2 separate regions of the Mus musculus genome follow, and region 1 is linked to region 2. The links are chromatin loops, found by intact Hi-C in ENCODE. Cell type or tissue: left cerebral cortex. All regions are shown on one strand. Links, peaks and the distances in the headings refer to the core of each region. The heading gives the core; the rest is flanking DNA.

Evidence for each region. Hi-C counts contacts between places; a loop is a spot of excess contacts. Peaks named below come from ENCODE experiments on the same cell type or tissue, not always from the same donor. Only the 100,000 strongest peaks of a DNase experiment are listed, where the experiment ranks them.
Region 1: a loop joins it to region 2, with 2.3 times the contacts of the local background. A loop is called at or near these places in 2 of 42 quality-filtered maps.

What each region holds. Positions count from the first base shown.
Region 1 is chr1:89,134,938-89,137,741 of GRCm38, reverse strand. It overlaps Sh3bp4 (SH3-domain binding protein 4), which reads right to left. Exons shown (of 6, transcript NM_133816.3): 3 at 1-183. The coding sequence starts at 56. Among named protein-coding and RNA genes, the nearest start is that of Gm34331, 33 kb to the right of the region's middle. In left cerebral cortex, for the core only: no CTCF peak of the experiment used is centred there; DNase peaks (open chromatin) are centred at 363 and 1,274.
Region 2 is chr1:89,056,319-89,059,122 of GRCm38, reverse strand. No RefSeq gene overlaps it. Among named protein-coding and RNA genes, the nearest start is that of Sh3bp4, 13 kb to the left of the region's middle. In left cerebral cortex, for the core only: CTCF peaks have their summits at 921 (motif pointing right) and 1,502 (motif pointing left); a DNase peak (open chromatin) is centred at 1,470.

The DNA.
Region 1 (2,804 bases), core at 38-2,537, 79 kb before region 2:
GACTTGCACCGAGGGAGGCCACTGGCGTTGGCTGCCCGGATACGCTGGGCTGCCATGGTGAGCCTCTTGGGTGGGTGAGGTACTATGGTCTCATGTCTCCTCCCCTAGTTCCAGCAGGGACAGCAGCTGCTGTCTCATAAAGTCACGCTGCACGGCAGGGTCAACTTGGCAGTGTGCTTCTTCCTGAAGGGAGAGGAGAAATAATTTCCTCTGAACAAGTGAAGCATGGCTTCGAGGGTAATCTTATGGGAGGAGGGAGTCCTGTTTCTTCCAGACCATTCCAGTGAAGAGAGAGACCCAATTCATTGCTCTGGCCCAGGAGCAGAAGTGGCAAGCTGCACAGACCCTGTGCCCAGTGGGCACGTAGAGATGCTCTTCCTAGGGCACAATGGGGTCTGTGAAATGTGTCCCAGCACCTGGATGGCCATTCAGTGCAGTCAAAGAGGGCAGCCTCAGACCGTGCAGTACATTGGCACTTCCAGGACTCAGGAAGAAAACAGCCCCTGTCTGTCCAGAGTGGCGGGTCCTGTTGGAGGAGTGGCCGTGGGAGGCTTGGCACAAGGAACAGAGAGCCAGTAACACCATTTGCTCTTGAAGCCTTGCCATGGTGGCTTGGGGGTGGGGGTAGGGGTGGGAGGCTGCTCCCTGCCTATGTGTACCCCTAGTCCCCACTAGAACTGAACAGACATCATACGCACAGTCCTTGGGGGCTACCAGGTTTATGACGTGCAGCTAATGAATACATGTGAAATTGGGCACACTATCAAACTGCTATTCCTAGGCTGCTGGTGGACATAATTATGAGTACGGTTGGTTCTTAGTAGGATGAGGTAGACCAGGCTTAAAATTTGTGGCGGGGTCTTTCGTTGGCTTGGAGCAGACCCTAAACCAGGACTGACGACGGGCAAGAAATAGCAATAAGAGCTGATTTCAATGCGTGAAATTTGCAGCTTCTCTACCAGAAACCAATGCATACCGCCTCAGCCCCAAACAATGGGGCGCTCAACACTCCACCTAGAACATGGCTGAAAATGGGGCCTCTGACGCAGGTGTGGCACCCTCACACAGCTCTCTATGACAAAGTAAGCTCACCAGCCCCAGGCACTACATCCCCAGCTCAAAGGACCCATGTACAGAATGTGCAGGCTCAGCACCCACCTCCTGCTGCTGCTAACAATACAAATCCTGAATCCTATCCAGCCCATTAACTACACTTGCTGTATTTCTTAAGAAATACACACGATGGAATGATACACAACGTGAGGCAAGGTCTCAATGAATACCAATTACTACTACCAAGCATCAGAGGCCAGTCTTGGCTCCAGGGACCAGTGGGCAGAGATCCAAGAAAGGCTTCCGACTTCCCGCCCACCTTAAGATTCCAGAAGATCACAGCTTGCAAGCTCTCTATGCCAGAGACTCCGTGCCATTTACGGACACTGGGGAACTCATGACAGAGGAAAGAGGTTGGAGAGTGGGAGGGGGGGGGGGAAAGTCACTTCAGGAATGGGCTGGAGCCCATACACAGCCTGGGCTTGCCAACTTTCCAGCCGCACAAGTGTCCCCTGCGATTCTGAAGGCCGGGGTGTCTAAGGAGAGGCAGTAGACTGTGCTGCCAATACAGAAGGGAAGGTCAGGAGATGCCTACTGGCTGTGACAGCTGATGGCAGGCTTGTCCTGAGGACACTGGTGAAGCTCAGAGCTGCTCTGAGAACCCGTGAGTAAGGAGTATGTTTTGGTTCTTCATCTGCTCTAAGGACACTGGTGTTTACTACCTGTGCTTGCTTTCCTCTTGTGTCTAACAAGTCCTTCCATCAGAAATGAGCTGGTCATCTCTGCCATCCCAGTCCAGGCCACAAGACTGATTTTCTGGAGGGTTAAAGAACCCGAGTCCGAATGGCACAAAGAAGGGGCACTAATGACAAGCTTCAAGGCAACCTCCTGACTTTAGAACCCTAGGGGCAGAATCTTGCCTTGGCTCCCATGTAAACAGCCTGGGATGTGCTGGGACACGGGACACGGAGTCAGAGTAGCCCTGCCTAAAGGCACCTGAGCCTGGGACTGGAACTGGGGTGAGCCCTGGAGTGCCTCGGCAAGTGAGTGAGGACCAGGGCTGCATGGGTCACAGCTCACCTTTCCCCCTGAGGACTTCTGGAAGCCACTGAAGGTGTGGTGGTTTGAATGAGACACGTCTCCCATAGGCTCCAATGTTTGGTCCCCAGTTGGTGACCCTACTTGGGCAGCTTTGCTGGAGGAAGTACATCAGTAAAGGTGGGGTTTTTTTTTTTTTTGCGATTAAAAGGTCCACGCTATTCATTCACTCCCTGCTTTTGTGCCTGCGGGTCAGTGTGTGAGCCCTCAGCTTCCTGCGTCTTCTATTACACTTGCTGCCATGCCTGCCAGCCTGCCTGCCATGGTGAACTCTTATCCCTCTGGAACCGTATGTCAAAATAAGTCCTCTCTTCCATACGTTTCGTTGGTTGTGGTGCTTCATCCTAACCACAGGAAAGTAACTACCACTCCTGGCTGGGAACGGTCACATGATGTAGTTGAGAAAAACCCGCTGTTTCCTTTGGGAATGGTTACTTCTGGTCTAGGGAAGCTGAACGCTGTTGGTCAGGTGCAGACATAGAACACAGCACTGAGGCACTGGCTGTGTAGCCTCGCCTCCCTCCAAGTCTAGAACAGAAGAAGGCCACACACACAGAGGTACTGGGAGATTCCTGAGCGAGCAGCTTTATCGGGGCAGGCTGGGGTGGATCCAGGTTCATCAAATCTGTGAGGCTGAGGCTCTCCATCATCAC
Region 2 (2,804 bases), core at 11-2,510:
TGCTCCTCAAACTCCTGCCTCCAAGATGGACTGAACCTCAGAGTGTGAGCCAATAAAACCCCTTTCTCCCTTGCGTTGCTTTTGTGAGGTCTCAGGTGTGTTACAAAAGGAAAAGTAACCAAGAGATGGTAAACAGCACTGTATTATACACATGTTTCTAAACCCCTAAATATAATTATTGTGTTTTATAACGCAGTATAATTGCGGAGGTTGCTATCTTGGTTCTGCCAAGGTGTTCCCCTAAGGAACAGACCTAATATAAAGAAAGTTTATGGGGAAAGGGAGGGGGTACCTGGAGAGGGGTAGAGGCAGAGAAAGCAGGGAGAAGGAAAGAAAGAGAAAGAGAGGAAGAGAGGCCAGCTGGCTAGGAACATGTGGGAACAGAGAGAGAAAGATGGTGAGAGAGAGCTCGGGTAGCGAGCACTCCCTCTTCATATACCTGGAAGTGATACAAGCTGTTGCTAGGTAGATGTAGAGTGTAGCCTGGTGGAATTGTCTGTAGACCAACACTAACTTCAGATATTTTCACGAAAGAAAAAGAAGTAGAAGAGACAGAAGAGGAAAGGAGAAGGAGGAAGAAGAGGAGGAGCATTTGGGATGGACATGATAGCTAGCTTGATTTAATTGCATATGTATTCATATGTCCCTTCAGCAATCTGTCTGTATGTACATATAAATACATATAATTCAGAAATATGTGTAATTGTAATTTGTCAATGTATATAAAAATGGTAATTTATCTGCAGCTGGAAGACACTCAGTTTGTGTTTTTAAATACCACCGACTGGTATGGATGTAATTTCTTTAGAAAGCTTGCTTAGTACCTTGCTTGTTTGCCCCTGCAGATTAAAAGAAACTATGTGTATGTGTGTGTTTGTGTGTGGCTATGTGCAGGTGGATGCAGTGCCTTCAGAGACCAGAAGAGGGCATCAAACTCCTTAGAGCTGGGATTACATGTGGTTGTGAACTTTCCAATGTAAGGTGCTAGGAACTGTACTTGGGTCTTCTGCAAACATCCTGAATGCTTATAACTGCTAAGCCATCTCTCCAGCTCCCACTCATTGAGTTACATCTCCAGGAGAGAACTAAAGAGTGTACACCCAGAGAGAGCACCAATGAACCGGCCAAAGAAATGGCTCAACGAAGTCGAACTTGTGGAACCAAGGGATTTCCTGGAATTGCATCCAGGGGCATGGGTGACTCAAAGGCTGCTCAGCACTGAAAAGCCCTCCCAGCATGGACGGCCACACCCAAAAGCTGCATCCCTGGAGCTCCCTGCTGGGCCTGCAGACAGCTCCACTGAAGACTTCTCCCTGCAGCCACTGTTTGCAGCTCACCTTCTCAGAGGAGCCTGGGAGCCTCTCGACTCTGCAGGCTTCTGGAGCCAAGCACATTTTTCTTTACTTTCCCAGTGTTAAGAGCCTCCCTCCTCCACCAGGAGAGAATGTTTCAACTCCGAGGAAATAGCTGCACAACACCATCTGTAGGTTTTTCTTCTGTTTTGCTGTTCCACCTACTGGTGGGCAGAGCTCTTCTTTCCATGTGTGCTGTTTAAGATGCTGTAAAGGGCACGCTCACAATCCCTTGCTGCCTCCCTCCTTCCCACTGTCCTCTTTCCTGCCTCTCTTGTATGATAGGAGCTCTTTCTTTACCTTTCAGCCACATCAATCACATTTATTTTTTTGCATTGCCCATTCTGGCTGGAGTCCTCATCATGGGGAATAGATTTGAGATTGGTATTAAATGGACCCTTTCTTGCTAGGTTTTAGTGGTGGTTGTTTGGTGTGGAGGGGTGTGTGTGTATGTGTGTGTGTGTGTGTGTGTGCGTGTGTGCATACATTGGTGTATTTGAGACTGGCCTCCAGCTCTATGCATCCAAGGATGAATTTTTGACCCTCCTACCTCCATTTCCCAAGAGTAAGTATTATAGATGTATGCTACCACATGGCTCCTTCCATGGTTTTTAACACCCAAAGAGCTAATGGTGTTGTGTGTTCTTAGACTCTAGTGGTATGGGTGTCTCACCTTCAATAGAAACCTTTTCTTCATGTTATTACTTCTATTACCCATTAAGAAAGAACTCTTATGGTTGTGTTTCTGAGAGACTGACAACACCCAACTCTAGGTGAAGGAACTCTAGCCGGCCTGAGCATGGCAAACATGGCTCTGGTGGGCCTTGCCCTTCTTCCCCATTCCCTCTGCCTTGCTAAAAAACATTGGATTGCATTCCTAAAGCTAGCCACCGACGTCTTTTCTCTTCATTTGGCCAATTCCTCCTCCTGAGGCTGACAACCAAGATCCAACTATCAAAGTATTGAAGTCCAGCAGTCAAAAGTCTCACCTAATAAACATGTCCACTTAAAATTAAATACTCTTCCTAACACAGGGTTTCCCCTCGTACCTTTATAAACTGCCATTTGTCTATGGGTTGTGTCTGTCCCCTCTCTATCCACATTCCTTTGTCCTGTTCCCCTCTGGGACAAATCCTCCTCCTCCCTCTCCCTTGTTCCCTTCCTCTTCTCTCTCATCCTCTATCTCCTGCCTTTGTCTCTTATTCTCTGCCCTTTGTTTTTCTGGGGCAAATAAATCTCCCTGGTGCTGAGAACTTGGTCTTTGAAGTGTCCTGAGCCAATACTTGGCCTTACACTAGGCAAACGGGATGGGCATTCCAGAACTTGGACTCTCATTGTGCAGGGAACCTAACATGTCAGAGGGTCTTTTTGATGCCAACAGAAAGCTCCTTCTTGGAATGGGGCCAAAACTGGGGAAATGTGCAGGTGTTTCCTCCAAGACTGAAGTAATCC